Linked DNA regions of Mus musculus: regions 1, 2, 3 and 5 are each linked to region 4. Evidence: chromatin loops called from intact Hi-C (ENCODE). Cell type or tissue: gastrocnemius. All regions are shown on one strand. Links, peaks and the distances in the headings refer to the core of each region. The heading gives the core; the rest is flanking DNA. Region 1 holds the start of Srrt (serrate RNA effector molecule homolog (Arabidopsis)). Region 2 holds the start of Trip6 (thyroid hormone receptor interactor 6). Region 3 holds the start of Slc12a9 (solute carrier family 12 (potassium/chloride transporters), member 9). Region 4 holds the start of Pop7 (processing of precursor 7, ribonuclease P family, (S. cerevisiae)). Region 5 holds the start of Mospd3 (motile sperm domain containing 3).

Evidence for each region. A loop is a pair of places that touch in the nucleus more often than their neighbours do. Peaks named below come from ENCODE experiments on the same cell type or tissue, not always from the same donor. Only the 100,000 strongest peaks of a DNase experiment are listed, where the experiment ranks them.
Region 1: it touches region 4 in a loop (4-fold over the local background); 6 of 42 quality-filtered maps call a loop at or near these places.
Region 2: it touches region 4 in a loop (2.5-fold over the local background); 3 of 42 quality-filtered maps call a loop at or near these places.
Region 3: it touches region 4 in a loop (2.3-fold over the local background); 14 of 42 quality-filtered maps call a loop at or near these places.
Region 5: it touches region 4 in a loop (2.5-fold over the local background); 3 of 42 quality-filtered maps call a loop at or near these places.

What each region holds. Positions count from the first base shown.
Region 1 is chr5:137,303,922-137,310,185 of GRCm38, reverse strand. It overlaps Srrt (serrate RNA effector molecule homolog (Arabidopsis)), which reads left to right and starts at 2,512. Exons shown (of 20, transcript NM_031405.2): 1 at 2,512-2,762; 2 at 3,001-3,140. The coding sequence starts at 3,019. Trip6 (thyroid hormone receptor interactor 6) reads left to right here. Exons shown (of 9, transcript NM_011639.3): 9 at 12-287. The coding sequence ends at 143. It also overlaps the pseudogene Gm43013. In gastrocnemius, for the core only: no CTCF peak of the experiment used is centred there; DNase peaks (open chromatin) are centred at 2,464 and 2,762; H3K4me3 peaks cover 3,216 bases; H3K27ac peaks cover 3,190 bases.
Region 2 is chr5:137,312,574-137,318,837 of GRCm38, reverse strand. Trip6 (thyroid hormone receptor interactor 6) reads left to right here and starts at 4,597. Exons shown (of 9, transcript NM_011639.3): 1 at 4,597-4,878; 2 at 5,130-5,257; 3 at 5,362-5,487; 4 at 5,749-6,132. The coding sequence starts at 4,770. It overlaps Slc12a9 (solute carrier family 12 (potassium/chloride transporters), member 9), which reads left to right. Exons shown (of 14, transcript NM_031406.3): 14 at 3,001-4,280. The coding sequence ends at 3,887. In gastrocnemius, for the core only: a CTCF peak has its summit at 3,095 (motif pointing right); DNase peaks (open chromatin) are centred at 3,159, 3,419, 3,683 and 4,530; H3K4me3 peaks cover 1,487 bases; H3K27ac peaks cover 1,929 bases.
Region 3 is chr5:137,330,425-137,336,688 of GRCm38, reverse strand. Slc12a9 (solute carrier family 12 (potassium/chloride transporters), member 9) reads left to right here and starts at 3,107. Exons shown (of 14, transcript NM_031406.3): 1 at 3,107-3,241; 2 at 4,011-4,233; 3 at 4,429-4,563; 4 at 5,615-5,746. The coding sequence starts at 4,053. In gastrocnemius, for the core only: a CTCF peak has its summit at 2,643 (motif pointing left); DNase peaks (open chromatin) are centred at 2,663 and 3,073; H3K4me3 peaks cover 1,494 bases; H3K27ac peaks cover 1,347 bases.
Region 4 is chr5:137,499,567-137,505,830 of GRCm38, reverse strand. Pop7 (processing of precursor 7, ribonuclease P family, (S. cerevisiae)) reads left to right here and starts at 3,402. Exons shown (of 2, transcript NM_028753.2): 1 at 3,402-3,552; 2 at 3,752-4,392. The coding sequence starts at 3,762. The coding sequence ends at 4,184. In gastrocnemius, for the core only: CTCF peaks have their summits at 2,810 and 3,697 (motif pointing left); DNase peaks (open chromatin) are centred at 1,674, 2,873, 3,288 and 3,641; H3K4me3 peaks cover 2,456 bases; H3K27ac peaks cover 2,633 bases.
Region 5 is chr5:137,595,883-137,602,146 of GRCm38, reverse strand. It overlaps Mospd3 (motile sperm domain containing 3), which reads left to right and starts at 1,439. Exons shown (of 5, transcript NM_001254762.1): 1 at 1,439-1,876; 2 at 2,095-2,170; 3 at 2,324-2,553; 4 at 4,832-4,996; 5 at 5,094-5,502. The coding sequence starts at 1,672. The coding sequence ends at 5,125. It also overlaps the pseudogene Gm7285. In gastrocnemius, for the core only: no CTCF peak of the experiment used is centred there; DNase peaks (open chromatin) are centred at 521, 1,056, 1,400 and 2,345; H3K4me3 peaks cover 2,560 bases; H3K27ac peaks cover 2,305 bases.

The DNA.
Region 1 (6,264 bases), core at 364-5,363, 200 kb after region 4:
CTTTCTCACAGGAGTGTGGGCTGCTGCTGTCCTCTGAGGGAGAGTGTCAAGGCTGCTACCCGCTGGATGGGCACATCTTGTGCAAGGCTTGCAGCGCCTGGCGTATCCAAGAGCTCTCAGCCACTGTCACCACTGATTGTTGACTGCTCTGAGAAGTACCTGCTGGGATCTCAGCCCCCGTCCGTCCGTCCGTCACTTCCCCCAACATCTACCCTTAGTGTTTGCCATCAAATGCTGTCTTTTCTTCCTCTCTTCATGAAATAATAATCCCTGGAGCATTTAAAAGCACTTCCAAGTCTGTTCTTTATTGGAGTCTCACAGGATGAGGCTGGTGAAAGCTTGAACTCCAGCACTCAGGAGGCGGAGGCAGAGTGTGAGTTTGAGCCCAGCCTAGTTTACATACTAAGTTCCAGGACAGTGAGGGGCTACATAATGAGATCCTGCATATCTTTTATTAACTCTCATCCTGTACTATTGTTGTTGTTACATAAATTAACCTGTTTACTGTAGGCTAGGGATGTCTCAGATGATTGGATTTCTGCTGGTCTTTCAAGTCCTTCAGACTTCTGATGCCAGATACAACAGCAGAAGTGGTGTCGCAGATCTGGGCTGCACCAGCCACCACAGTGCCAGATGCCAGTGGCCTGTTTTCTTCATCTTGGTCTTGCTCCAGAAGGAACAAATATACCTGGTGTGCTCATCGATTTCAATTTTCCATGCCATTCTCCAGAGGGAGGCATCATCTCGGATCCTATGTTTACTTACGATGCTGACCTGCTCGGTGCATTTAGCCACAGTGCCGTGACATAGGCCAAATGTCAAACAGAGGTAGTTCTCTAAAGGACAAACTGTAAAGTATCCCAGGCTACCCTTGGTTTGAAACATTGCTAGATAGCTGAGGCTGTTCTCGAACCCGGGATCCCTCTGCCCTCATTTCTGCAGTGCTGGGGCTGCAGGAATGTGACACTGCACATGGCTACTTTTCTTGTGGGGGATGGAGGGTGCTGGGGATGGGCCAGAGACTCATATATGCTAAGCACATGCCCACCTGCTGAACAGCACCTTCAGTCTCCCTCTCTCCTTTCTTAGCTTATTTCTTCCTAAACCCAGGTCCTGTCATACGGTAGGCAAGCATTCTATCATTGAGCTGTACGACTCTCATTGCTTCCCTCCTCTTCCTCCTCTACTTCTTTCTTGAGACGGGGCCTTCTTTCTCTGTGTAGCCCTGCCTGGCTGGCCTGGAACTCCCTTTGTAGACTAGGTTGGCCTCCAACTCAGAGATCTGCCTGCCTCTGCCACCAGAGTGCTGGGATTAGAGGTGAGCGCCACCATGCTCCCATCTTCTTGAATTACGTGTGTATGAGCTGGTTGCAAGACTTAAATCCCAGTACTCAGGAGGCAGAGACAGGAAGATCTCTCAGTCTGAGGCCAACCTAGTCTACAAGGGGAGTTCCAGGCCAGCCATGGGGTACACAGAAACCTTGTTTTGGAACAAAATGATGAGTATATGTATCTGTGTATCAGTGTGTGGGTGTGTGTGCATCTGAGTGCAGTGCCCTTGCAGACCAGAAGAGGTGTCAGTTCCCTAGGCACTGGAGTTAACAGTCTGTGAGCAGCCAGCCACATGGGAGCTGGGACTCCAACTCTGATTTTCTGCAAGACCAGGAAGTGCTCTTACACACTGGACCGGCCTCTTTGGAAAATGTTTTTGAGAAAGGGTTTTAGAAAATTGTCAAGGCTGGCTTTGAACTCATTTTGCAACCCCTGAATTTGATTCTGCTTTGACTTACTGAGTAACTCGGGTTACGCCTGTGCCAACGTAACTGTCTGCTAAGTTTTTAAAATGCCCCCTTGTAAATACACCTTATTAGATGCTGGGATTTTTCATTCTTTTCTGGGAGCAAGACAGTGGCATGCTCCCTTGTTTAGCTTAGTATTCTATTCATGGAAAAGGGCTTACTGTTATCTTAGGGATTTCAACTGGAAACTAGTGGATCCTGGTGGTTGTTTCCAGACTGCAATGTAAAGACTCCCATTAAAGAACTGGGCATTAAGATCGAGGTTTACACTTTTGCATGAGTATTAGGCTCCTCTGTCCAAGACAAGCAGGAAGAACGCATTTTATAAGTAGCACATACTGTATTTTTTTGCAGGAGAAAATGGTGGGAGGAGATGCCTCTAAAATGGTTGCTTCTATGAATTATTCCCTAGACATCCATCGTCCCCAAACCCCTCGATAGCAAATCCGCCCTTGAGGAGGTCAAGAGGTGCCCCAGCCCAGGGCTATTGCAAAGCAACCTTTGGATGCAAACTAGCTCCTACCCAGGATACCTTACGGGAGTGACACTTAACTTCTCCAGTGCCCTCCTTTTCAAGTAGGCACGAGCACGTTCAGAAGGCCTGGCTTGGCCCAGCTCAACTTCCGTAGCTCCGAGAAGCTGGGGCGATTTTGTCGCAAAACCACGCGAGACTTCCGCGTCTCCACCCTCTTCCCGTCATTCTTTTAATCTCGGAGTTTTAGTTTGGTCCGGGGGTCTTGTTTTGTAGTTGGAGGCCGAGCTCCGGGAGTGACGTAGGACGCGCGCGCGCCTCCTTGCCCCCCCCCCCCCCCCGCGGTCCCGCTCTTCTCTTCCCCTTCGTCTCCGGGCTGAGAATCCCAGCGTCTCCTTCCAACCCTCTTTGTGGTCCATTGTCGCTCGTTCCGGTCCGCCCGGAAAACAAGCCCGCCGGCGCGCGCTTCCAACGGCCCCGACCGCTGCCAGGTGGGGGAGGGGAAGGAAAGGCCCGGGCGGCGGGATTGCGAGGAGAGGACCGTGCCCGGGGGCTTCGGGGGTGGACGAGGGGGAATCCGTGGGGACAGTGAAACTGTCGGAGCGATCGCCCTGCCCGGGATGGCAGGCCGGCCTCGGCGGGAGGGAGGCGGGCGTGCTGTCCCCGGGGGATTGTCCCTCCTCTGGTCCTTGTTCATCATCACCGTGTCTACCCGCCGCCGGGCCCCAGGCCTCCTCTGACAGCACCATGGGTGACAGTGATGATGAATACGACCGAAGACGCAGGGACAAATTTCGAAGAGAGCGCAGCGATTATGACCGTTCCCGGGAAAGGGATGAAAGACGGCGAGGGGACGATTGGAATGACCGGTGAGACAGTATTAACGTCCATACCCCGCCCCGTACAACCCTTCCGCGCCACAATTTTTCTTTTCGTTTCCTTTTTTGTCTTTACCTTACAAAATCTTATTAGGATGCAGTTTACCGTTGAGCCATTTCTGTAGTTTCAGTCTATTCACCGTTGGCTCAGATTTTGAGCTTTTAACCAAAGTGACGGTCAGTATTAGTGCTGGACAGGAGCTCCGCACAGCTGGTTGGACTGCATCTTCCGTGCAGGCTACATAGGGAGACACAATCTCAAATCCAAATATTAAGAAAGCACAAACTGACCAAAGTGAGATTGGCCCGAAACTCTTTAGGTAGCTCAAGATGACATTAAACTTCTGAATTAAGGAAGTATTCTACCACATCCTGTTTAAGAGTTTTTTGAAAGGATTTTTAAAACAGGTAATTGAGATAAGAAATGTGCAAGTGCATTTCTTCTTTTATATAATAAAACGTTCATGGGGGTTTGCTTACATTATGTCTATGCACCTCATTCGTTCCTGGTGCCCGAGGAGGCCAACAGAAGGCTTTAGATCCTCTGGGAAATGGGCAGGAAAGATGGTTGTGAATTGCTTTGTGGGTGCTGGGACTCAAAGCCTAGTCCTCCGCAAGAGGAGCCAACCAAGAGTGGTTAAAAGGAGTGCATTTAACTACTGAGCCAGCTCTCTACCTCTCTTCCTTTTTAAATCCAGAGGTGAAGTAAAAACAACAAAAACAAAGCCAGTTTAGTGAGTTAAGCGCCATAGCTCAACTTGAAAACAGATTTCTTTATTTTTAAAGATTTATTTGTTTGAGTGCTCAATTTGCATGTACATCTGCATGACAGAATAGGGCATCTGGTCCCTGTAGTTGTTGCTGGGATTTGAACTCATGACCTGGATAAGCAGCCAGTGCTCTTAACTGCTGAGTCATCTCTCAGTTTCTTTAGAGGGATTTGAAATGACTTTGAGATAGAATTTAAGAGGTTGAGACCAGCCAGGGCTACATGGTGAGACTCCCTTTCACGAAACAAGTATGAAATGAAGGGAAAGCCTGGAAAAGAGGAAGCCTAGTGTGGGTGTGATTGTGAGAGTGTGTGGATGGTATATGCAAATGAGTGTGATTTATGGGGCCTACAGCTAGAGGAACAAGCATCTGTGAGTGGCTTGCCACGTGTGCTAAGAGGAGCCGCACATGGGTCCCTTGTAGGATTAGCAAGAACCCTTAACCACTGAGTCAGTTCTCCAGCACGTTATCAAAAATTAATTATTTAGCTTTTGGTATGTTTTTTGAGACAGAGTTTCTCTGTACAGCCTTGACTGTCCTGGAACTCACTCTGTAGACCAGACTGGCCTCGAACTCAAGAGATCTACCTGCCTCTGCCTCTGCCTCTGCCTCCCGAGTGCTGGGGTTAAAGGTGTGCGGCACTGTGGTTTTTGTTTTTTTAATGTATAAGTGTTTTGCCTACGTGATTTCTGTGCACCACATTCATGCTGTGCCTGATAGCTGTAGGAAGCCAGAACAGTGTTGTATCCTTAGAGCTGGAACTGACAGAAGGATGTGAGCTGCTGTGTGGCTCCTAGGAGCCGAGCCTTGCTTCTTTGAACTCTGAGAGCCATCTCTCTTAGCCCCCTTGCCCTTTAGGTTTTGAGAAAGGGCCTCACGTAGAATAAGCTGACCTGGAACATAACACTCCTGCCTTAAGCCTCTTCAGGGCTGGAAATAGAAGGGTGAGCCACCATGCCCAGCTCACCTTAGTGCTTCTTTAAGAAAAAAGAAAATCAAATTTGCTTTTCTGAGTCTGAAGCTAGATGAAGTCTTTCAGAGGTCAAAGTGGCTTTGGTTACATGTCACAAGTAGGCATGATCATTGCAAAGGAACTTAAGTTCTGAGGAGCAGAAGATGGCCATCTATGTAGTGCTTTGGAGAGCCACAGGAAAGAGACACTTAGCTGGATTTCTAGGGAATTCCCTAGACACAGGTGCTGTGAACAGCTTGCGGTCAGTAAGCACAACACAGTTGAGACAGGAGCACGTGCTCTTGGTTGATGTAGTGGTTCTCAGACTGTAGAGAGACATTGCTGTTTTTCTTAGTGGAGCTGCAGGAGTGCTGGTTAAAGCCGCTAGTACCTTAGGACAGAAGTCATGAAAAGGATGCACGGTTGAAGGAAGAGCACCACTTAGTGTCCCAGATAGAGCACTGTGTTTTGTTTCTGGTTTGGTTTTATGGATGAGAAGAATGCATAAAAGAGCATTGTGCTAAGCATTGGGTAGTCACTGCAAGAGCAGCTGGGTGATTGATGGGGGAGCCTGGAGTGGTTTTCACAGGTGCTGGGTTTTTATTGGAGCATTGTCAACACCGGGGCTTCACACTTAGTGCTTGGCAGATGTGTGTAGGAAAAGAAGTTAAGAGAAGTGTTACTAAGAGGAAAGCTGTCAGTATTTGTTGCTAGTGGAGCATGCTGGTAGAAACTCATTTTAGAAACTTGTATATATTAGTATGAGTAGTCCTGATGTTTAGACTTTGAGATGAGAGTCTATGATGCACCATGGCTTGATACTGTACAGTGAAAAGTGTCAGGAGCTGTTTAAGATCTGCTAGCAGTGATTTTAATGTAGCAGAATTGAAGGGCATCGACAATTCTAGGCGAGTGTTTGAGCCACAGCTGTAGCCTGCTGGTGTGGTTTGATGAGTCAGTCCAACACACTTCAGAGTTAGTTTTGACACAGGGTCTTATGTAGCCTAGTGTATCTCATACACACTGTAGCTGCCTCCATTTTTAAGTGCTAGATTTACACTCTGCCTGCTTCAACTTACTCTTAAACCAGCTCTTTCCAGGAGCAGGGCTCACACCTCTAATCAGCACTCCGGAGGCAAATGCAGGGACATTTATAAGTTGGAGACAATCTTGGTCTAAGTAGGGAGTTGCAGGCCCTCCTTGGATACAAATGAGAGCCTGCCTCAAAAACCAAAAAGGGGCTGAATGGATTAATAATTACCTTTAATTACAGGAGCTGGAGGGTCTCCTGAGTTTTGAGGCCAGCCTGGTCTATACAGCAAGCTCTAGAGAACTATGTAGAGAGACCCTGTCTACCTATAAATAAACAATCCCCCTGCCCTCACACACACA
Region 2 (6,264 bases), core at 394-5,393, 190 kb after region 4:
GTACCCCAGGGACCTCCGATCCCATGCTTAGACACCTCCTAGATCCCAAGACTAGTGTCTGTTATCTGAGCAAACACCTCCATCTCCCCCTGCAGTAAGTCAGGCCAAAGGTCAACAGCATTGAACTTTGAACTGCTTGGTGCAAAGTGGTGGACAATTAGTTGGGCTTGCAGTCAGCTTCTGCTAAGAGGTTTGTGATATAACTACCATTTACCTCTAGGGCACCTGAGGGCCTTAGCTTTTCTTCTACAAAGGGGTCCCTATACTAGTGAGACATACCCTGAGGGTGAGGGAGATGGCTGCACTGGAAAGGAAAAGGTGTGCCTGGGGGCGTGGCATACCAGGTACAGCTGTTGCTGTGTAAGTAGGAGTTGTGTTCGGGTCCCCAGCACCATGTCAAAGCCGGGCACCTCTGGGCACATCTAATTCCAGCATTGGCAAGAAGGCTCTTAGGGCCAGCCAGGCAATGAACGCCAGATTCTGTAAGACCCTGACTCAAAAAATAAGGTAGAGGGCTGGCATTTTTGGTACCCACATAAAGATAGGAGAGAACTGACCCCATAAAATTGTCCTTTAACCTGCACATGAATACCTTGGCATCCATACCCCCCTTTCATGCACAACACAAGATGATGATGGTGATGGTGATGGTGATGGTGATGATGAAGGTAGAGGCCAGGTATCAAGGCATACACTTTTAACCCCAACACTTGGGAGATATAGGCCAGCCAGGGATTCTCAGTGAGACCTTGTTTCAAAAAAGAAGGGAAAAAAACAATTAGAAGTTTTTTTTTTCTTTTAAATGGGGTGTCACTAAATTGTCTAGGCTGACTTTGAACTCATGATGCCCCTGCCTTAGCTGGTTGAGTGCTGGGATTATAGGCATGAGCTGCCATATCCTGAAAATGAAGTTTCTGAGGCAGTAGCTTGGTGGGTTGCGGTCCAGCCTGGGCAACATAATGAAAATCTGGTCTCATAAAAAAAATTTTTTTTAAAGTAAAAAAAGTAAATCTCCAGCGATTATGGTCGGGGATGTGAGAGGCCCTTGCTTTATCTACTACACCACTGGGACTTCTTGGACAGCCTTGAGTCATTGTGCTTGCTCCAAGCCTAGCTAGGAAGGTTGGAGACCGAACGTACGGCCTCTCATGTGGGCAGACATATTCAGCTTCGTGCCCAAGCCCTCTCAGGCCTGAGGCCAGTGACTTCATTGCGTGGGGCCTGAGGCTGGTTCCTTATCTCTAAAAGGGGCAGACTGAATAGTACTTATCTCATAGCGTTACCACAGGGTTCAAATGAGGTAAATGAACGCTTTCTCTAGGATGTGGCCTCTGATAAACAACAGACACTTTCTGCCTCCTCTGGGTACCAGCCTGCAGACTGCTGTCCCTGGAGCTTTGAAGGAAGCTGCAAAGACTAGAGATAGATCGTCCTGGCCTCCCTTTAGGGGCCTGGGAGGTCTTCCCTGGAGATTGACATCATGAACTTGAATGGCCAGGCTCTCTGCTTTTATTTCACTCAAGCCTGGTGATGCAGGCTGTAATCCCAGCTACTCAGGAGGCTGAGGCAGAGAGGGCTGCAAGTTCAGAGCCAGCCTGGGCTACAGAAGTCTCTTTTCCTCAGTAGAGGCTAACTTGAATCTCTGGGGTTTTGCTTGCTTGTTTTCTGGTTGAGACAGGGTCTAGCTCTGTAGTCTAGGCTGGCATCAAACTAAGAGCAATCCTCCTGCCTCAGCCTCTTGGTTGCTGGGATTATGGGCTGGAGCCATCATGCCTGGTTGAAATGGCTTCTCCTAACATGAAAAAGATGAGCTGCTTAGGGCCTGAGGTTGATAACAGCCAACCCTAGCACTAAAAGAACCCAGATCTGGGGCTGTAGCTCATTGGTAGATGTCTTTGTCAGGGTTTCCATTCCTGCACAAACATCATGACCAAGAAGCAAGTTGGGGAGGAAAGGGTTTATTCAGCTTACACGTCTACATTGCTGTTCATCAGTAAAGGAAGTCAGGACTGGAACTCAAGCAGGTCAGGAAGCAGGAGCTGATGCAGAAGCCATGGAGGGATGTTCTTTACTGGCTTGCTTCCCCTGGCTTGCTCAGCCTGCTCTTATAGAACCAAGACTACCAGCCCAGGGATGGCACCATCCACAAGGGGACCTCCCCACTTGATCACTAGTTGAGAAAATGTCTTACAGCTGGATCCCATGGAGGCATTTTCTCAGTTGAGACTCCTTTCTCTGGGAAAACTCCAGCTTGTGTCAAGTTGACATACAAAACCAGCCAGTACAGTAGAGCACTTAGGTCCCTAAGGTTCCTCTCAGCACTCCACAAATCCCAGCACTTAGGAGGAGGATGTAGGAAGATCAGAAGTTCAAGGTTATCTTCTGCCACTCAGAGTTCAAAGAAAGCCCAGGATGCCTGGGACCTTGTCTGGAAAACCAAAAACCTTGAGTGAGTGAGTGCCTTAAATCCCAGAGCTCAGAAGAGAGAGGCAAGTCGATTTCCATGAGTTTGTGCTTAGCTGGTTCTACACAGTGAGTTGCAGCCCAGTCAGAGCTACATCATGAAACCCTGCCTTAGAACGATAAAGCAAGAAAACAAGCAAGCCAACAGACAGACAGACAGACACCCCCCCAACCCTAAAGGAAATCTACGATGGGGCTTGGAATATAGCTGTTCTTAATCTTCTTGATCGATCTCGTAGCACTAGCTTTAATCTCCAGCATCTCTCCTCACAAGGGAAAAACATCCTAAAGGGAACTTTACCTATTTAAAGTGGAAGAGATGAGTCCTAGAGATAGTCAAATAAATGCCTGTGAAAGTGTTTAGCCAAAGCCAAATCATTGTGCAAACCTGTGTCTGATGTTTGCTGTAAGGGCTTCGGCCAAGGAGGATACCATACCTCATGGCTGACCTAAGTGTGAGTGGGCGCGTTTTATGTGGTGTAAACTCAGTCCTCAGTCTGATTTCTGTTCCTTCCTGCCTCCCTTCTCTGCTCCTAGGCGGCATGAAGCCCAACACATTGGTGCTGGGTTTTTACGACGATGCCCCACCCCAGGACCATTTTCTAACAGACCCAGCCTTCTCTGAACCTGCAGAGGGCACCAGAGAGGGCGGGTCGCCAGCCCTGAGCACGCTGTTCCCTCCACCTCGGGCTCCTGGGAGCCCCAGGGCTCTCAGTCCCCAAGACTACGTGGCCACGGTGGCAGATGCTCTCAAGATGAACAAGAATGTGGTTCTCGCACGAGCATGTGGGGCTTTGCCCCCGGAGCGGCTAAGCCGGGGGTCCAGTAGCAGCGCTCAGCTACATCATGTGGACGTGTGGCCCTTAAACCTGCTGAGGCCCCGGGGTGGACCTGGCTACGTGGACGTCTGTGGCCTTTTTCTGTTGCAGATGGCTACCATCTTAAGCATGGTGCCTGCCTGGCACAGTGCCCGGCTCCGGATCTTCCTGTGCTTGGGGCCCAGGGAGGCTCCTGGGGCAGCAGAGGGAAGGCTTCGGGCCCTGTTGAGTCAACTCAGGATCCGGGCAGAGGTGCAAGAGGTGGTGTGGGGTGAAGGGGCAGAGACTGGCGAGCCTGAGGAGGAGGAAGGGGACTTTGTGAATGGTGGTCGAGGAGACGAAGAGGCTGAGGCTCTAGCTTGCAGTGCCAATGCCCTGGTGCGAGCACAGCAGGGGCGAGGCACCGTAGGAGGCCCTGGGGGACCCGAAGGAAGGGATGGGGAGGAGGGACCCACCACAGCCCTTACCTTCCTGTACCTGCCTCGACCGCCTGCTGATCCTGCTCGCTACCCCAGATACCTGGCACTGCTGGAGACCCTGAGCCGTGATCTGGGTCCCACCCTTCTTATTCACGGGGTCACTCCGGTAACCTGCACTGATCTCTGATGCCTGTTCATACAGGGTTGGATAGAGCGGGCCCAGGCTCATTCTGAGCAATGGACGCCCCTCCCCCCGCCCCAAGTGGGCCCTGCCCTTTGGATGATGTGTTAAGGGGACCATGGTCTCCTTTGGGCGGGGGAACGGACATAGTACACTAATTCTAGGTGGCTGCCCCATTGTAGGGGAGGACATTGCGGCCCTGTCCCTGGTCTTCCTCCGCTTCCTTCACTGGTGCCTTGACCAGAGGGGCTGGCCTCTTCTGTGACTCTAGGCTACCTCAGTGTCCCCATCCTGGCCACAGACGCACCGCCTCCCTCTCCCCGACTTCCTTGGGTGGTGATGTTTGTGTTTTGTTTTATTTTTCTAACTACTGACCATAAATAAAAGACCGAAACACTATGGGCTGGTGGAGCACTGCTGGTGGGTAGGTGAGAGGCAGCCGGGTGGGAAGGGAGAGAACCGTGAGGGGGTGGAGACAGATGCGTTCAGAGCCTGGGCCGAGAGGCTGCCACGTGCAAGACTGGGGCAGGGATCCGAGAGAATTGCTGGGCCAGAGCCTCTCAGAGCGGCCTGCAGCCCACCCTGCAGCTTGGCTCCGGAGGAGGGCGGTCTTCTCTTAACAGGAGGGGGCCAGAGAGGGGAAGGATTGTAGAATAAGGCTTGGGGCCACGTGACCCTCCCCTGGAATGTGGTGACGTCAGGGGGCGTGGTCGTCTCCAAAATTGGGGAGGAAGGGAGGAAAAAAAGCCAGAAAAAGTTTCTTTGCGGGAGTCCCAAACGGGGCGTGGGACAGTAAGGGAGGGAAAGGGCCCAAGGCTCCGAGCTCCAGGCTCTGAGCTTGTGGGGACCCTGACCTCTGTCTGGAGTGGAGTAACCCTATTCCAGACCATGTCCGGGCCCACCTGGCTTCCCCCGAAGCAGCCAGAACCCTCCAGACTCCCTCAGGGGAGATCGCTGCCCAGAGGCGCCCTGGGCCCGCCAACGGCCCACGGAGCAAGTAAGTGTTCCTCTCTCACACACGCCGGAGTAGCAGAAGAGCCGCTGGCCACCTTCCTTCACCTTTTCTCCCTTGCCTGCCTGCTTCCTGCTGTCCCTTTCCCAAACCAGAGGCCCCAGCTCTTGTGCAACTTTCCCTGACTCTTGGTTGATTCCCAGACTCCCGGGAATGTGAAGAAGGAGAGCCACCCTTAGAAGGGCAGCTCTACCGAGGTACCCTTCTCCAGTCCCACCTCCTGTCTCTCCCTTTAGCACTCCAGCCTCACCCCAGGGTCAACTTTTGCCCCCTCCCGCCTGAACACTGTTATCAGCCTCCGGGGGTACCGGAAGATCGGGGGCCTACTTGGGTGGGATCCCATGGAACACCCCAGCGCCTGCAGGTGAGAAGTGGAGATGAGGGTAGGGTCTCTCAGGGTCAAGGTGAAAGAAGTCTAGGTCGGGGGTGTCATCAGCATTTGTTCTTCCTCCTTTCCCTCTGTCTCAGGGGCTCCCTCCAGACAGGGGGATCATCCGCCCTGGCAGTCTGGATGCTGAGATAGATTCGCTCACCAGCATGTTGGCTGATCTGGACGGGGGTCGCAGTCATGCACCTAGGCGGCCAGACAGACAGGTGACTTCCTGTGTTCTGTCTCTGCTTCCCCATCCTCAGCCAGTTCCCTGCCCTAGCTTCTCAGCCTCAGTCCACCCTCTTCACTGCCCACCTACCCTCTTTGCAACTAATAAACACCTGGTTCAAGGAATCACGCACTTCCTCCTTGGCAGGCCTAGGCCATGGGAACTTGTCAGAAGTCATTGCTACCCTGGGGTTCCCACCTGGCACGCATGGATCTTGGGTCTGGCTTTACTGTTTCTGCATTGCTTGTCTTCCCAGGCTTTTGAGGCTCCCCCACCCCATGCTTACCGCGGAGGCTCCCTGAAGCCCAGTGGAGGTGCTGTTCCAACCCCGATGCTCCCAGCATCCCACTATGGTGGACCTACCCCAGCCTCCTATGCTACCGCGAGCACGCCAGCTGGCCCTGCTTTCCCTGTACAAGTGAAGGTGGCTCAACCTGTGAGAGGCTGTGGACTGCCCAGGCGAGGGGCCTCTCAGGCCTCTGGGCCTCTTCCAGGCCCCCACTTTCCTCTGACAGGTCGTGGTGAAGTCTGGGGGGCTGGCTATAGGAGCCACCGAGAGCCAGGACCGGGGGTTCCGGAGGGACCTTCTGGAGTACATATCCCTGCAGGAGGAGGGAGAGGAGGTGGGCATGAGCCTCAGGTAAGCTGGGGCTGGGCACTGTGGTTTGTGGTCACCGGAAGTAACTGGGCATTGATTAGGTGGCGTGGAGGCCGAGGAGTACTTAAGATACTGTTTTTAGGAGATGTTGGTAGAGTGCTTGCTTAGTATGCA
Region 3 (6,264 bases), core at 632-5,631, 170 kb after region 4:
CTTGAACCCTCACTCCCCTTGTCCCAGCCTTGTGAGTGAATGGTGGGGTTACAAGCATGAACTACCATGATCAGTATATAGTTTATTTGATTTTTCCTCTCTTCCAGGGAGAGAGGCTCATTATGAAAGGATTGTGAGCCTACCCTGATAGGCTGTCTGACGCTGGAGTTGATTCTGGGCTGCTTCCTGAAGACATTTCACTGGATGGAAGGTTTCTGTGGTAACAGTCAGAGGATATACCCGAGTGCTATTACATAGGTATACCTCTGAGATTCAGTTGAGTGCCAGCTACCTGGGCTACATGAAACCCAGCCTCAAAACCAACAGACAAAACCACACTTAATGCATAAACAACAGCCGGGCAGTGGGGGCGCACACCTTTGATCCTAGCACTTGGGAGGCAGAGTCAGGTGAATTTCTGAGTTTGAGGCCAGCCTGGTCTACAGAGTGAGTTCCAGGACATCCAGGGCTACAGAGAAACCCTGTCTCAAAAACAAACAAACAAAAAGACATAAACAAGACTAGCCAGATGTGGTAGTTCATACCTTTCATCTCAGCCCTTGGCAGAGGCAGAGAGGCAGAGAGGCAGAGAGGCAGAGAGGCAGAGGCAGAGAGGCAGAGAGGCAGAGGCAGAGGCAGAGAGGCAGAGGCAGAGAGGCAGAGAGGCAGAGAGGCAGAGAGGCAGAGAGGCAGAGGCAGAGAGGCAGAGGCAGAGAGGCAGAGAGGCAGAGGCAGAGAGGCAGAGGCAGAGGCAGAGGCAGAGAGGCAGAGAGGCAGAGGCAGAGAGGCAGAGAGGCAGAGGCAGAGAGGCAGAGGCAGAGGCAGAGAGGCAGAGGCAGAGGCAGAGGCAGAGGCAGAGGCAGAGGCAGAGGCAGAGGCAGAGGCAGAGAGGCAGAGGCAGAGGCTCTGAGTTTTAAGCCAGCCAATCTACAAAACAAGTTCCAAGTTCCAGAATAGGCAGGGCTACACAGAGGAACCTTGTCTTGAAAAATTGAGGGGGTGGGGGAGACACAACCAAGAAAGAAGAAGGCAGGCATGGTGGCAAGATAGCTATAATTCCAGCACTTGGGACGAGGAGGCAGGAAGCTTAGGAATTCATGGTTATCCACAGCTGTGCAGCCTGGGTTACTTAAGAGCCAGGCTCAAACAATCACACAAACTGCATAGTCAGAGTGGAGGGAGCTTTTAGAAATTAAAAAAAAAAAAAATCGCCAAATATTGTCTGAAACATGGGTAGCAGGGATGCCTGATTTATCCTTGGTAGAGCCACAGCAGGTGTGCCCATCTGTGTCCACATAAATTCATACGCACGAGGAAGCCTAGGTCACGTGTCTTTCTCAGTAACTTTCTACTTTATTTCTCTCACTGAACCTGGAGGTCACCAGTGCAGCTATGCTGAGCCCCAGGGATCCTCTTGTCTGCCTCCCCAGCATCCGGCTTATTCAGATTCCTTTACTTGAGCTCTGGGGATCAGAACTCGGGTCTTTGTGCTTCTAGGACAAGTGCTTTTGGTAACTTGGAGCCCCAGCCTCTTCTATGGGAATGTGAGACTCTATAACTGTGCTCATTCTGGAGGTCCAAATAACAGGGTGACCATGAATTGCTACGCTACATAAAAATTCAGAACATGTGGCTAAAGGTCTCCAAGGGGGACCAGTGAGATGGCTCAGTGGGGCACTTGCTGCTCTTGCAGAGTACCCAGATTCCGTTCCCATCACCTACATGGTGGTTGACAATCATCCGTACCTATACTCCCATGGGATCCAGCACCCCTTCTAACCTTTATGGCCACTAGGCACGCACGTGGTACACATACATACATGAGACAAAATACTCACATTTAAAAAAAAAATCTAAAGAAAAAAAGCTTCCCATCTTCAGTTCCCTAATCTAATACAACCACAGTAGTAGAACGTGCACTCACAGAATGGTTATGCATATTTAATACAATACCGTGTGAGGGGAAAAATGAATATGTATGTATTGGACTAAAGAGTCAATATGTTAAGGCTTCGTATGTACTATAGCATCACTTAGTGTGCTTGAGGCTCTGTGTTTAATCTCGGGGTGGGTGGGGGCAGTGCTCTTTTAGGAAAATAAATATTTGCATCAGGCTGTGCTGTTACTTATCTGTAATCCCAACACATGGGAGGTATAGGCAGGAGGATCAGAAACACGAAGTCTTCTTCAGCTATGTATTGAAATGGGGCTAGCCCGGTCTACATAAAGAGCGCCCCCACCCATGCCCCCTGCGAGTATACACGGTTAGTTCATCTCTCAACTGCTCTCCTTGAAGGGATGTCTTTTTTAAGTCCCGTTTTATAGATGAGGAAGCGTCGTTGGTAAGACCTGTAAGGGTTGAAGTTGGAGTTTTGGGGTCACAGATAAAGGATTTTTTTTTTCTTTTTTCGAGACAGGGTTTCTCTGTAGCCCTGGCTGTCCTGGAACGCACTCTGTAGACCAGGCTGGCCTTGAACTCAGAAATCCGCCTGCTTCTGCCTCCCAAGTGCTGGGATTAAAGGCATGCGCCACCACTGCCCAGCTCACAGTTACAGGATCTTAGGCACAAAAGCAAGCAGGGTTACCTGCTTATTTACCCGGACCTGAGTCGGGATGGAGGATCACGGCTCCCTCCCGTGGCCGAAGAGAAGAGCGCAGCCTGCGAGCTGAAACTGGACGAGGAGGGGGTCTCCTCTGAATGTGAAAGGGACCAGGCTGGAAGCCCGAGGCACTCTGGGTCTCCCGAGAAGCTGAAATAGTACGACTCCGGCAGGCGCCGACCGACGTCGCTCTCAGTTCCCAGGTGTGTACCTGAGTCAGGTGCCGCGGTTCCGCCCACTCCACTTTTCCGCAGTCGCCACGCGCCCCTTTCAGATATTCCTGGGGGCGTCCTGGAGCTCGGAGTGCAGTCAGACCCTCACCATGGGCATCTGCTAGCATCCTGGCAACGGGGGGCTCTGAGGATCGTGACCCACTACCTTGCAAAAGACACCCGAGACGCACGTGGAACGGTTTGGCTTGCAAGGCAGCGTACGAGAGTGTGGGCGGGGCTTGAGTGTAGACCACACCTTTGAGGCGGGGCTTGAATCGGGACCAATGGGACGCCTTGCTGGGGAGGGCAGGCTCCGGGCCTGACATCCCGGTAGCCCGCTTGCTTTTTCCGGCTCCCTCGCCCCCTCGGTTTATAGCGGAGCCCCACAGGCGCGCTGGGATCACACCGGAGCAGCTTCATTCCTAGGTGGTGAGTGAGCACCCTGCGGCACCCAGATGCAGGGTGCACTTGGCCGGCTGGAGCCAGATGCCTGTCCCCCCCGCCCCCCCCCAGGCATCCAGTTACTGAAGCAAGTGGACAAGAGCGGGTGGGTGGGGGAGGAGGACCCTGGGGATCCTGTGTGGCTGATGCTAGGCTGCCTGCATTTGTGTTTGGACAATTGATGGCTCTGTTTGGATTGATAGAGTTTGGAGGGCTCATTGTAGAGATTAGAAAAATCTGGTCAGGATTGAGATGGGTTGAGGGACAGGGGTGATACAAGGTGGAGCTTTGAGAGCTTTGAAAGTTTCTTATTGCCCATGTGTGAGGTGCTGTATTGAGGGTACTCGACAGGAGCAGCATAGGACTTGGGAGGAGGTGTTTACTGGTAATAGCTAACTTCCCTTTGAGGAGATCTTCTTCCCCTCTTGTTGCCAATTAAGGCGAGACCTATTTGACAAGGGGATCTGTGTCCCTTTCGCAGACTCACTGCTACCCCTAGTTTCAGAGGCACGGAGGATGACACGGTCCCTAAGAACTGAAAGGGACCCTGATTATTTAAACACCAGGGTCCGAGAGTGGGGAAGTTGCTGGGACAGTTTTGAGTTTCTGTGCCCTGTGTGTGTGTGTGTGTGTGTGTGTGTGTGTGTGTATCCTTTGCAACTCTCCTTTTGAGGAAACTGAGTGTTTAATTAGGGTTTTGTTTAGGGAGAGAGGGTCTGTGGTATTGCTATCCAGCCACTAAAACCTCTTTTTACAGGTCTCCTAGCCCTTTTGTGGCTTCCTCTGCTGGCGTTCAGCAATGGCCAGCGAGAGCTCCCCTCTTTTGGCCTACCGGCTTCTGGGGGAAGAGGGGGCTGCCTTCCCTCCCAATGGAGCTGGAGTATCTGGAGTGCCATCATCCCGCAAGCTCTCCACCTTCCTGGGTGTGGTGGTGCCCACGGTTCTGTCCATGTTTAGCATAGTCGTGTTTCTGAGGATTGGTGAGTAGAGGAGGGAATTATTGGGAAGGGGCTAAGGCTAGGGATGGACCCTAGTACATGTGGTCAGATGGAGGGTAAGGCCCCTTGAGGCCTTGTGTGTGGCTCTGCTGTGGGACTGTGCTGGCCAGTGGGATGGGGGGAAGGGGGAGAGGTATATAAGCATCCCTTGTGACCTGCTTTTCTCCCCCTGTGCAGGGTTCGTGGTGGGCCACGCTGGGCTGTTGCAGGCCTTGGCGATGCTACTGGTTGCCTACATCATTCTGGCACTAACAGTCCTCTCAGTGTGTGCCATTGCCACCAATGGAGCTGTGAGAGGGGGCGGAGCCTACTGTATCCTCCAACCTAGATGGACTGGGGTCTGGGTATTTCTGTCCTCCAAGGTTCAGGAGGGGAAAGGGGCCAATATCTTCTGTCTGAAAATAGGCCAAATGTTAATGAATATAGCCAGTAAAGGTGACCAGCACTCTTATCTTCATGCCTGGTCTCCTAACACTGTTAGCAGTTAGCGTTTTTTAAGCACAGAGTGTGTATGTAGCTCAGGGGTAGAGTGCTTGCCTAGCATGCATGGGTTCGATCCCCAGTCCTTCTCCCCCTCTAACAACAACAACCACAAAAAATTGCTCACTGATAGTCATTGTACAGATGAGGAAAGTGATACCAGGCATGGAAATGCAGGCCTCTCACCCTGGGTACCTGGGAGATGGAGGCAGGAGGATGAAAATCCCAAGAGTACCCTGGGTTACAGAATGAATTTGAGACCAGCCTGGGCAAAATAAAAAAATAAAGAGAGGGACATGATGAACCATGCCTCTAATGCTGAGGAGTTCTGGGTCATCCAACCCATAGTGAGTTGGAAGCCACCAGGGCTACTTGAGACCTTGTATCAAAAACACACAAAGTGGTGGCTGGAGAGATGGGTCAGGGGTTAAGTGTACTGGCTGCTCTTCCAGAGGGCCCGGGTTTGATTCCCAGCACCCATGTGGCAGCTCACAACTGTCTATAACTCCAGTTCCAGATGCTCCGGTCACCCTCACACAGACACACATGCAAGCAAAACACCAATGTACATGAAATGAATTCTTTTTTTTTTTTTTAAAAATTAAAAAACAAACAAAATAAAGAGTAAAAAGAGAGCAAGGGAGGCGCTCAGGGTAGAGGGCTTGCCTGACAAATGGGCTCATGTATCCTAGCGGGGAAATGGGGAAAGCTGTGCATTCTTAGGATTTATGCAGAGATTAGGACATAGGCACAGCATTGCTGGCAGCTGAGCTGATGCTTACAGGAAACCTGGATGTGAGGCAGCTGGGAGGTTGGCTTAGGGCCCCTTCCTCTATTTCAGTTTCTTTTCCCTTAACGCTCAATCTCCTGCTTCCACTTTTAGTCATGATCAGCAGGACTCTGGGGCCGGAGGTTGGTGGCAGCATTGGCCTCATGTTCTACCTGGCTAACGTCTGTGGCTGTGCCGTATCCCTGCTGGGACTGGTGGAGTCTATACTGGACGTCTTCGGGGCTGGTCTGTGCTCTCCCCAAGCTGGTGGGGGGTGCTGGGCTTCTCAGAATCTGGGATTGTGGAGTCATGTCTCCCAAGATGCACATGGGCAACCCAGTGCTTGTCTCTGCCCCCAGGGAACTTACTGTCCCCAGGCATGTCCAACCTGTAGTGCTCTGGCCACATGTGGCCAAGGATAGCAATGAATGCTCCCAACACAAAATTTTAAGCTTGCTTCAAACGTTAGGTTCTTGTTTAGATGTGTTTTCTTTTCTTTCTGTTTTTTTTTGGGGGGGGGCAGTATATGGAGTGTACATGTGTGTTGTGTGTATGTGCATGTGTAGGTGAGCCTGGTTGAGTATGCCTCGGTAGAGGCCAAAGGTCAATGTTGGCTATCTTCCCTTATCACTTTTCCTTTGTTTATTTATTTGTAAATAGACATTATTTTTTTATTGCTGTGTGTACAATGCTTATTGTGCACTGTATTGTGGTTGAGTGTGGAGGTCATGGGATAATCTTGTGCAGTCAGTTTTCTCCTTTAT
Region 4 (6,264 bases), core at 473-5,472:
GGTACTTATCCTTTGACCATGCTGAAATGTCCAGGACGTCTGTCCATTTCGTAATTGAGTTGTTTCTTGTTTCTTCTTTCTTTCCTCCCTCCCTCCCTCCCTCTCTCCCTCCCTCCCTCCCTCCCTCCCTCCCTCCCTCCCTCCCTCCCTCCCTCCCTCCTTTCCTCCCTCCCTCCCTCCCTTCCTTCCTCTCTTCCTTCCTTCCTTTCTTCTATTCTTTTCTTTCTTTTTCTGGACAGGGTTTCTCTGTGTAGCCCTGCCTGTCCTGAAACTCACTCTGTAGACCAGGCTGGAACTCAGAGACCTGCCTGCCTCTGCCTCTGGTGTGCTGGCATTACAGGTGTGCATCACTGCCACTAGCAGGGTTGTTTATTTCCTGTCTTTGCTCATTGGGATGTGTGTGTGTGTTTGCTTTTATGAAACATGTTCCTGTTACCTAAGCCTTCAAACTGCAGAGATCTGGGTTTTGCAGGCACCATGCCACTTGGGTAAACTCTTCAGTTCCCAGTTTTTACATAGTCTAGATACAAATCTTTTATTAAATATATGATGAAAAGAAAATATATTCTCCCATACCATGCTTCTTTTACCATCTCCTCCTTTATAATTTGTGTTATTATCATTATTACTATTATTATCATATGTGCACGTGTGAATGGTGTATGTTGGGCGAGAGCATATCTGTGCCAGCCACATCACCATTTGGAGGTCAGAGTACTACTGTGGTGTCGGGTCTCTCCCGTCTTTACGTAGGTCCTGCGGTTCATCAGGCTCAGGTCATTAGGCTTGGATAGAATGCACTTCACCCGCTGAGTCATCTCTCCAGCCCTTCTCTCTATAGACAGGTCTCAGACCTAAGCTGGCCTCAGACTTGCTATATAGCCCAGGATGGGACTAGGCCTCCTGCCCTCTACCTCCTGCATGCCTGGACCAAGCGTGCACCACCACACCCAGCTTTGTGCATCCTGTTTTCATATTATTTTGGTTGTTCATAAAAGTTTTCTTTTTGAGACAGGGTCTCACATTGCAGTCTGGAGCGCTCTAGCTTAACCTGGCCTCGAGGCCATGACAATCCTCCTGCCGCAGTCTCCTAAGTGCTTGTATTACAGGGTGAGTCATCGTGCCCAGCTTTAAAGGTTTCTAAATTTTATTTTTAAATTTATTTATTTTGAGTGTGTTTGGGGAGTATATGAGCATGGACATACACTCATAGGAAAGCTTTTGGGAGTGGACTTTTTTCTTCTATTATGGTGGGTCCCAGGGCCCCACCTCAGGTTCTTGGGTTTCACAGTGGGTAGCCTTACCTTAGACCCTCCACCCTTGAAATTTTGATGAACAACAGCTTATCTGTCTTCCCCACCCCACCTCGACCCTGTCTCTGGACTGGTTGCCTGACTAGCCTCTTGAAGAATCCCCTTACATTTTCTCCATTTGTTTTATAGTTAACAGTTTCATATTCAGAGCCACTGGCCACGCTATGGTCTTAAGGCCCTCCCCCACCCTCGGGTCTGTTTCAGAAGCACTCGATACACAGTCCTTTTGCATTGTGCTATGTTTGCATTTCTGTCAAGACAATGAGTTGGCCGGAGCTATAACTCAAATGGTAGCAAGTACACTGCATGAATCAGCTATGCTGGCCCACACCTGTAATTCCCACACTTGGCAGCGGGAGGCAGTTGAGCCAACCTTCAAGGGCACGCTCACTGAGTTTGATGCCAGCCTGGCTGTGAGGCCCTTTCTCCAATGGCTTGGTGTACTTGAGTGTTTCTGAGTTCTCTATTTTATTGATTTTTGTATATATACACCTGCCAACAGCACACTTTTCTTAATGACCGTATTTGCATGGTAAGTCTTAAGGGGCTGGCAAGATGGATCAGTGTGTGAGCTGTGAAGTCCTTGCTGTGTGAGCCTTTGCTCCTCAGAACCAATATAAAGGTTGAGGAATCGACTTCACAACGTGTATGGTCCCTGCACTGCATACACACAATAGCCATAGCTTTAAAAGTAAATATATATTTTTAAATTTTTATATATGTGCCTGTGTGTGTCTGGGCACACACACAGGCCAGAGGAGGGTGTCAGGTCTCCTGAAGCTGGACTTAACATTCAACATGGGTACCGGGAACAAACTCGAGTCCTCTTCAAGAGAGTCATCTTGAAGAGCAGAAAGTGCTCGTAATTGCTAAGACAGTTGAGTCCAACAACGTTACAAAATCATTTTATTCAGTCTATTTATTTGCCATAAGTTTTAGGATAAGTTTATTAAAATGGTGCAGTCGTGCACACCTAAAACATTAGCGCTGGGGAGGCCAAGGCAGGAGCATGAGTTCTAGGCTAGCCTGAGCTACATCGTTAAACCCTATCCCCACCCCCACCCCCCAAAAAAAGATTTTTTGGTTTATATGTGCAACTCTTCCTGAGACTCCTCTAAATGTTCATTAAATATATAGATCAGCTCGGAGTAAACTGAGGTCTAGCATGTCAAACCTTCCATTTTAACCTAAATCCTAGAAGTTAGGGATGTATCTCAGTTGAGTGAGTCCCTGCGGTTATAACCCTGGCACTCACAAGGTGGAGGCAGGGGGATCAGAAGTTCAAGGTTGGCTATATAGCAGAGTGCACACTTCCCTTTCCAGCCTTCAGTCAGATTCAGCCTAGGTAAGTGGCCTGGAGATGTATCTAGGACGAAGCCCCAAAGCAGGCTTCACGCCTTTCTGCAGGGAACGGTCCAAATGCTTTACCATTGCGGGCAGAGATCCAGATTCCCACTAACTTTCAGGGGCTAGGAACCCAAGCACTGCAGTTCCTGTCCCTTCCGCCAGGGAGCGGCCGGTCATGGCTTGCCGGTCGCGGGAAGCAGCTCGAGTGCGGCGGGACAGTTAAGAGGTGTGGCGGGAAGCTGCCAACACTTGGCACCTCATGTGGGTCCCTCGCAGAGGGAGGAGTCCATCATGGTGGACACGATCCCTTCGATTTCTCGGCTTCCGGGGCTGTCAGGACGTCGGGCGGGAGGTCAGCTGTCAACTCCACTGCTCAGAAGTGGGATGGACGTGGACTACAGGCTTCCGGCCCCTGCGATCCCAGCTCCAATGCTGACCCGGGGTCGCTGCCCGAACCCCCTTTTCCAGCCCTGCTTCCCGCCTCGATCCTCGAGTCCCGCCCTGCCCGGGGAGGGGAGAACTGGGCGATCCACGCCACGCCCCTCTTGGGCCCGCCTCTGTCAATTAGCCCCGCCTCTGCTAGCTAGTCCCGCCCTTCGAAGCGCTCACTAGAACCCTGCGAACCCTCAAGTCTCGCGAGCCTTAAATCGCCTTGCGCACGCGCACGAGGAAAGGAGGCGGAGAGTACGGAAGCCTAGAAGGCCATAAGCTTATCGGTTCCGGCTTGGAGCGGGGACGCGCGTGCGCAGTGCGTAGCCCTTGCTGGCGAGCCTGCCCGGCGTTCCTCTTCCGATCCCTTCTCCGTTCTTCTTCTGCATATCGAGGCCAGCGACGTCCACTTGGATCGGTCGGCGAGGCTCACGCGAGTGAAGGGCACTGAGGAAGGAAGAAGGTAGGCGTGGACACGCCGGGAATGGGAACCACGTGATGAATGAATTAAAACTGGGAGTGGAGAAAGCGGAAGTGGAAGGGCTTGAGACACTGGGAAGGAAGAGGGTGTTGAGGGCGCCCCCTTCTGGTTGCACCCTTAGAAAGCCGGGCAAGAAAGGATTCTCCTGACCTCCCTGAATCTTGTTCCTTCTCCATGCCAGGACTCAGAGCATGGCAGAAAACAGAGAACCCCGCTGTGCCATCGAGGCTGAGCTGGACCCTGTGGAGTACACCCTTCGGAAGCGACTTCCCCACCGCTTGCCCCGGAGGCCCAACGACATTTATGTCAACATGAAGACTGACTTTAAGGCCCAGCTAGCTCGCTGCCAAAAGCTCCTGGACGGAGGCACTAGGGGGCAGAACGCATGCACTGAAATCTACATTCATGGCTTGGGCCTGGCCATCAACCGGGCCATCAACATCGCCCTGCAGCTGCAGGCGGGCAGCTTTGGGTCCCTACAGGTGGCCGCCAATACCTCCACCGTGGAGCTGGTGGACGAGTTGGAGCCAGAGACTGACTCTCGGGAGCCCCTGACGAGGGTCAGGAACAACTCAGCCATCCACATCCGAGTCTTCAGGGTCACGCCCAAGTAACTGAAGGGAGGCTGACTTGGACCCACCAAGGCTTCTGAGCACACACATCCATGTGGCCGAGGTTTCTAGTGCTTCATAGTGGCTCTTGTTCTGAGTTCTGTCCTGAGCCTCTTGTTACCTTGTTACTTCAGCCTAGAGGACTGAGAATGGAGAGCCCGAGAAGTGAATCTTCCTTGTCCTGTATAATAAATTATTAAGTTGTGTTGGTGCCGGGCTTCGAATGGCCTCTTTTTCCTAGTGTAATTCTGTGTGTACTTGAATAGGAAAATGGTAGGAAAGAGCAAGTATATAGGCCACAGTAAGGCATCTCACATTGAACCACAGTATGACGGGAATCAAATTTGTTGAGTGTAACACGGAAGCTTAATTGTTACAGTGTGCTCTCAGGAAGATGAGAGAGTAGACTCATCGACTGAGCTAGCTACAGCTGGGATGTATCCGGCTCTCATGGTTCCCAGGCTTGGGAAAAGAGAAGGTTTAAAGGTGAGGGAAGTTCTTTGTGGATATAACTCAGCAAAGGAATCGTGACTAGTGAGTGTTACCTAGTTGCCTAGCATAGGATTAGGCCAGAGGTTCAATTCCTAGTAACCACAAGAATTATGACGGGGGAGGGATGGGGAGATGGCTCAATAGGCAAGGCACTTGTCAAATAATCATGAATATTTGAATCAGCAGAACTCATTTTTCTGCGGAGCATTGCAGCTCTTGAATCCAATTCCCATGCTTCTACAGTGAGATAGGTATCAGAGATGGGCGAATCCTCGCTAGCTTGTGGGCTAGCTGCTCCGGCATAAACATCAGCAGCAAGAAACCCTGGCTCGAAGTGGAAGGTGACTTACACGTAAACTGTAGCACATGTACTGGTACTCACACATACACATGCAAAACTGACGGTTTGTTTGCTGGTAGTCAAACCTAGGGCCTTTTTACCCAAAGTAAGTCTACTGTTGCTGAGCCACGCCCCCAGCTCTTCAGTGGTGGATTCTAAGTAGCCCTTCTACGGCTAAGCCCCTAGCTCTTGAACTGACAGTTTTGACTGTTACACTTGATTCCTGTTCCCGAAGAGCTCATGTGTTGCTGGGCATCGGTAGTCTAGAGTCTGAGATCAACCTAGTTCAGCTGTTTAATCTTTCTTGCCAGCTTGCTTAGATGTAAAATCACCCAGTAGACACTCCTCTGGGCATGTGTTTAGCTGAGGTAGGGAGAACCTGCTCTTTATGTGGATGGCAGCATTCCATCCATGGGCTCGGGGCCCAAACTAAATACCGAAGAGAAATTGGAGGGGCTACCAAGATGGCTCCAGGGGTAAAGGCAAGCCTGACCGCCTGAGTTTAATCCCCAGAGCCCACGTAATGGGAGAGAACCAACGTCTGAAAGCTTTCTCCTGAGACGTGTTGATTGGCTTTAGGAGCTACACAGTGGCTCACAGGCTTGTTTCTGAAAAGCCAACTGACCTGGGTGTGATCACATGCATATATTATCTTGACGCTTAAGCTGAAGCAGGAGGGTGGGTTTGAGACCAGCCTGGGCTACTCTTGTTTCAAAAGCAAACCTGCAGAGTGAAGAGATGCTTACGGTCTTGGAGAAAACCTTTGCCACCCACACATCTGACAGGAGATTGTGCCTAGAATTACAAAGATCGCCCCAGATCACCAGGACATAAATCCTTAATTAAAGGACTAATAAACTGAATAGAAGGTACATAAAGGAGGGACTGGAGAGATGGGTTCAGTGGTCAAAAACACCAGCTGCTTTTCCAGACGACTCTGGTTCAATTCCCAGAACCCTCCTGGCTCCTCCAGTGACAGGGGATTCAACACCCTCTTCTGCCCTCCCTGGGCATGGGCATGCCCACCATGCACAGATATACTTGCAAACAAAATCACATACAAATATAATTTTTTTTTCCAACACAGGGTTTCTCTGTGTAGTCTTGGCTGTCTTGAAACTCACTCTGTAAGACCAGGCTGGCCTTGAACCCATAGAGATCTGTCTGCCTCAGGAGATATACATCACCACTATCTGGCCTATAAATAATTTAAAAAGAAAGGATGGAAGGAGGAAAGAAAGAAGGAGAAAA
Region 5 (6,264 bases), core at 387-5,386, 96 kb before region 4:
AACATCCTTGCCTGTGAGCTTCTTGTACTCACCAGAAAAAGTTTCAACCTTGTGTTCCACGTTGTTCTGCTGTGCTTTGTCTAAGTGAACTTTTATGAGCCGGCTGCCATCCAGTTTCACACGGATCCTCTTACCCACAATTTCACTTGGGAAGACTAAGTCCTCAAGGATGGCATCGTGCACTGCTGTCAGGGTGCGGCTTCTGGGGCGCTTCTTGCTTATTTTTCGTTCGGCTTTTCCGGGTTGGCTTGGGCAGAATCCACCTCTGAGCAATGAGGACTACATTCTTCCCACTGAACTTTTTCTCCAATTCACACTAGCCGGACTTGGATTTTCTGGAAAGATTTAAGCTGAGGAACTGGTACAAAAATTACGATAGCTTTCCGACCACCACCAACTTCAATTTCCTTGGCTGCGGTGATGTTGAGTTCCCGCAGCTGCGCCTTGAGATCAGAATTCATCTCCAGCTCGAGAAGCGCCCGAGAGATGCCAGACTCGAACTCGTCGGGCTTCTCGCCATTGGGCTTCACGATCTTGGCGCTCGAGCTGAACATGTTCGTCCTGACGGAGCGCCGGCTTAGAAAAAGTTCTCCTGCTTTCTTGGTGGTTCCTGTTTTGGTTTGTAGGCACATCTTTAGTATCGAAAGTTTTCTTTACATGTATATGACCCACGTATTGTCAGAGGTCAAATGAGGGCGTTCGATTCCCAGAAACTGGAGTTATAGTTGTCACTATGTCTATGCTGGAAGCGAACCTGGGTCCGAACCCTTCAGCACTAACCCTCTTATTTAAAAAAAAAAAAAAAAGTTCCTGCCTCATCCAGTTCTGCTTATTGATTACTGACTTAATCATACGTTTCCCAGGCCCAGATAAACAAACGCTAGGTCGTTGCTCACAGTCCCGCCTCTCGCACTTAACTCTCAGACAGAGAAGGAACTCAGGACACATAAAATTCTTACCAAGATCAAGCCAATCAGTGGTGCCAAAGGAGGCGTGTTTGGTCTTTGAAGAACACCAATCAGCGAACATTGGGGCGGAAGGGATTCAGCACCCACCAATAAGAGAGGCCGTACGGCGGAAGTGCATAAAGGAACTCTCGGGAAGATGGCGCCCTTAATTTGGTCACAAGTTGACCGGAGGAAACTTTGACCGCGAGGTGATTATCACAGTACAAGCGGCTGTTCACAGGCGGGATCCCGAGCAGAGCATATGCCGAGCTCAAGGAAAGGGCACAGGGACACAATTCGGTGACCTGGAGGTCAGGGACTCTCAAAGAGCAGAGTCCGTCAGGAGATCGGAGCGGGAAGACCCGGAAAAGGCGTGGTCAGAAACAGGGCGGGTTTACTGCGCCCCAAACCGGAAGACCCGGATTGGGAAGCGACGAGGCGGGACGGATTTTAGCCAGGTGGGCGTGGCCACTGCGGTGCGGTTTGGGGGCGGGGCCTATAGGAACCTGGGGCCCAGCTGGCAGGAGAGGAGGTTTGGGAACCGGGGCCCGGGGCTGCAGGATCCACATCTAGCGGGGTTCCAAGGCAGTGGTGACATCAGGCCTCGCTCTGCTCATGATCTCCCCCTGTCCTCTTTTCATCCATCGCGTCACTAGCCCTAAACTCTAAGACCCTCTTGTCCTCCTGAGCTCTGCCCTCGGATGTCCGACCGCCCAGAGCCTGCATGCGCCGTGGGGCGCCCCAGGACCAGGAGCTGGTGGGTCCGGGGGCCCCTGGGCGGGGGTCCCGGGGCTCCCCTCCTTCCTCAGGACCCGTTGTCCCGGTGCTGGTCTTTCCCCCGGATCTAGTATTCAGGGCGGACCAGAGAAGTGGACCCCGGCAGCTGCTGACCCTCTACAACCCCACGGGAACTGCGCTTCGCTTCCGAGGTGAAGAGACGGGCGCCTTAGAGCTAGGGCTCTGGGGGTTAGTAGCAGGATATGGGAAGACTGTGTGGGCTGGAGGAATTAATCAAGAGGCAAGATGCCTAGCTTTGGGTCTGAAAAAAAAATCATGTCCATCTCCGGGGTTGCTGACATGAGGGGCCCCGGTGGAGCACTATAAGTAAAACTTGCCTAAGATCTCTTCGCGTATCTTTATCTGACAGTTCTGTGCACAGCACCTGCCAAATACACGGTATTCGATGCAGAGGGATATGTGAAGCCTCAGTCCTGCATTGACATGTGAGTGGGGAGGTTGGGGAAGCAGCCAGGCACCACAGCTACCTGTTGTCTTTTCTCCTGCTGACTGCAGTCACTCTGGGAAAAGTTTCTGGGGAGGAGATCTGGATTTACATGGTTGGTTGCCTCTCACTTCCTTTCCTCCCAATGGTTCAGTGTGATACGGCACGTGGCCCCCGTCCCCAGCCACTATGACGTCCAGGACAGATTCCGCATTGAGCTGTCTGAGGAGGGGACTGAGGGACGAGTGGTTGGAAGAAAAGACATCACCTCTGTTCTTCGAGCCCCAGCGTACCCCCTGGAGCTTCAGGGACATTCTGAGCCAACGCCCAACCCAGGGCCTCCTGTGTGGACAGGACTGACCCCAGCCAGACATCTTCAGGAGAGTGAGTTGAACAGATTCTTTGTGTGTGTGTGTGTGTGTGTGTGTGTGTGTGTGTGTGGTATTGTGTATATGTATTGTGTGAGTATATGCATGTGGGTCCTTATGCATGGACTTGAGCACATGTGCAGTCTCTTCTCACCCTTAGTTGTTTTGAGACAGGCTCTCTCATTGAACCTAATATACATTCATTTGTAGACTGGATGGGCGGTGCAGAATCCAGAGCCTCCACCGCCCAAACACTGGGATTATAGGCATACACTTCCATGCCCAGTTTTAAGTATGTTCTGGAGAACTGAACTCAGATCTCCATGCTTGCATGGTCAGCCCTTTTTTTGATTGAGTCATCTCTCCACGGGTCTTGGTTTTCTGCAGTACTGGGCAAAGGCCTACCAGGTACCAAGTACTGTACTGCTGAGCAGTAACCCCAGCCCTGCACTGGGGACCTCTGTAGGGAGAGAAGACGCAGTCGCAATACCCTAGAAAGAAACTAAATGGGGTTTGAAGAAGTCTCTGGGCTCAGGGGTGTGTGTGTGCTGTGTGTGTGTCTGTGTATGTGTATGGTGTGTGTGTGTGTGGTATGTGTGTGTGTGGTGTGCATGTGGTGTGTGTGTGTGTGTGGTGTGTGTGTGTGTGGTATGTGTGTGTGTGTGTGGTGTGTGTGTGGTGTGTGTCTGTGTGGTGTGTGTGTGAGTGTGGTGTGTGTGCGTGTGCTGTATATGGGGGTGTGTGTGTGTGTGTGTGTGGGTGTGTGTGTGTGTGTGTCATGTGTGTGTGTGTGTGGTGTGTGTGTGTGTGTGTGGTGTGTGTGTGGTGTGTGTGTGTGGTGTGTGTGGTGTGTGGTGTGTGTGTGTGTGTGTGTGTGTGTGTGTGTGGTGTGTGTGTGTGTAGATAATCCTGCTTGAGGTTTTTTATCAGGTGTGAGGAAGAAGACTTTGCAGTTGTCCTGGTTTCTAACTTCTAATCAGAGAGACAAGTTCTTCTCCAGCTCCAACTGCAGTGTCTCAGGTGCCAGCTATGTTCAGTTCAATGAAAAACCTGTACTGAGTGATCAGCTCTCTCTCTCTCTCTCTCTTTTTTAAAAAAGAATTTACTTATTTATTTTATATATATAACGAGACACATCAGAAGAGGACATCAGACCCCATTACAGATGGTTGTGAACCACCATGTGGTTTCTGGGAATTGAACTCAGGACCTCTGGAAGAACAGTCAGTGCTCTTAACCATTGAGCCATCTCTCTAGCCCCGAGCAGTCAGCTCTGGTATGCTTGATATGAGAGATACAGAGGTCCCTTCCTGTCAGCCCAGGACACTGAGAACATAGTATAGAAGGCAAGAGGAAGTGGGGACCAGAGGACAGAGCTTCTTGTGGCTTCAGGACAGAGGCACCAAGGAGAAGAGAACATTCCCAGGGTACCCTTAGAAGGCAATAGGATGTAAACACAAAGACATGGTGGCACAGGCCTGGGGTAACACCACATGGGGGTTTGCAAGCAAGGAAGGAGGGTTGCAGGTTCGAAGCCAGCCTCGGCTACTTAGGAATACTTAGAAAAACAGCTGGATGAGAAGGTTGAGGAGACAGTTCAGTTGGTAAAGAACACGGACCGGAGCTCAGTCCCCAGCACTGGTGACACGGTAGCAATTTGTTTGTAATTCCAGTTGTGAGGATGCAGAGTCAGACAGATCCTTGGTGCTGGCTAAGCAGTCGGCCGGTCTAACAGACAAGTCCAGGTTCCACTGAGAGACCCAGTTCCTCAAACACACGTTAGATGGCACCTGAGGCCTCTCTACATAGCACATGTACATGTCCCCACCCACCCACTCATCCATGTACACACTCAGGAAAGAGAACCACAGCTGGATATGGTGTTGCACATCTGTAATCCCAGCACTTGGGAGGGAGAGGCAGGAGGATCAGAAATTCAAAACCCAGTTCTTTTGTTTTGTTTTTGTTTTTGTTTTGAGACAGGGTTTCTCTGTGCAGTCCTGGCTGTCCTGGAACTCACTCTGTAGACCAGGTTGGCCTTGAATTCAGAAACCCGCCTGCCTCTGCCTCCCGAGTGCTGGGATTAAAGGCGTGCGCCACCACTGTTCGGCTCAAGACCCGTTCTTGGATACATAATGAGTTTGTGGCCATCTTAGGCTACATGCATGTGAATCCCTGTTTCTAAATACGTAAATAGTACACGAATCAACCCCAACAACGTAGTTTCATCTCTCCCGTCCTTCCCGATCCCTGAGAGACTGTGGCCCCCAGTGCTCATCTCCCTCCTTTTGCAGATGCCCCCCAGCAGCTGGCCACCAGCTCCTTCCTGCTCTTCTTGCTGGCAGGCGTCATCTCTGTGGCCTTCCTGCTCCTACCACTGCAGGATGAGCTTGGCAGCCAGCTGCCTCAAGTCCTGCACGTGTCCCTGGGACAGAAGCTGGTTGCGGCCTACGTCTTAGGTGAGCACAGTGGAGGAGTACGGGGCCCTCTTCCGGAGAAAGGATAGGGAGAGGAAGGCCCCTACATGGACTCTCTCTCTCTCTCTCCCACCTTCAGGCCTCCTCACCATGGTGCTCCTCCGGACCTGAACTCTCAGCTGAACCCACCTCACCCACCCTCTCCTTCGCAGGCAGGGACCTAAGGCAGCCACTGTGATGTTTGCACCTTGCTCCTCCTCCCTCGCTTCCGCCCATCCGTTGCTCCTCCTCCCTCGCTTCCGCCCATCCGTTGCTCCTCCTCCCTCGCTTCCGCCCATCCGTTGCTCCTCCTCCCTCGCTTCCGCCCATCCGTTGCTCCTCCTCCCTCGTTTCCGCCCATCCGTTGCTCCTCCTCCCTCGCTTCCGCCCATCCGTTGCTCCTCCTCCCTCGCTTCCGCCCATCCGTTGATTGTCAGCCTCCCCACAGCAAGCACCTGGGATTTGTACTCATTTTCCAAGTTGATTAAAATACATTTTAAAAATCAAAATGAGAAACGTAGGATGCTTATCGCAAACTTCTTACTTTTTCTTTTTCTAATGGTGTGTGTGTGCGCGCGTGTCTGCATACACATGTACGTGCGTGAGTATGTATGTATGTATGTATGCATGTACTCGCATATAAGAGTGCACACCAGAGGGCTGGTGAGATGGCTCAGTGGTTAAGAGCACTGACTGCTCTTCCAAAGGTCCTGAGTTCAAATCCCAGCAACCACATGGTGGCTCACAACCATCCGTAATGAGATCTGACGCCCTCTTCTAGAGTGTCAGAAGACAGCTACAGTGTACTTACATATAATAAATAAATAAATCTTTAAAAAAAAAAGTGTACACCAGAGGTCAGAAGACAAATTTCTGCATTGGTTCTCTCCTTCTAGCTTATGGATTCTAGGTACTGAGCTCAGGTTATGAGACTCGGTGGCAAGTGTGAGCCCTACAGTCTTAATTTTTGAGGCTAAGGCTCTCAGTGATTGGCTAGGACCAGTGAAGCAGGCGTCTGCTTGTCTCCACCTTCCCGGCACTGGGGTTACACATTCACGCAGCTGCACCATTAAATATGGACGTGACAGATTCCAGAATCAGTGGGGAGATGGGTTGCTGGGCATCCAGAGGATTAACTGATTCGGTTAATTGGGATGGGCAACCGACCCTGTTTGTCAGCTGCATCTTTTCATGGGTTTGGTCCAGGAATGAATGGGAGGGAGGGATGGGAGCTGAGCACCGCACTCTTTATTCCCTCCCTCCAACAGATG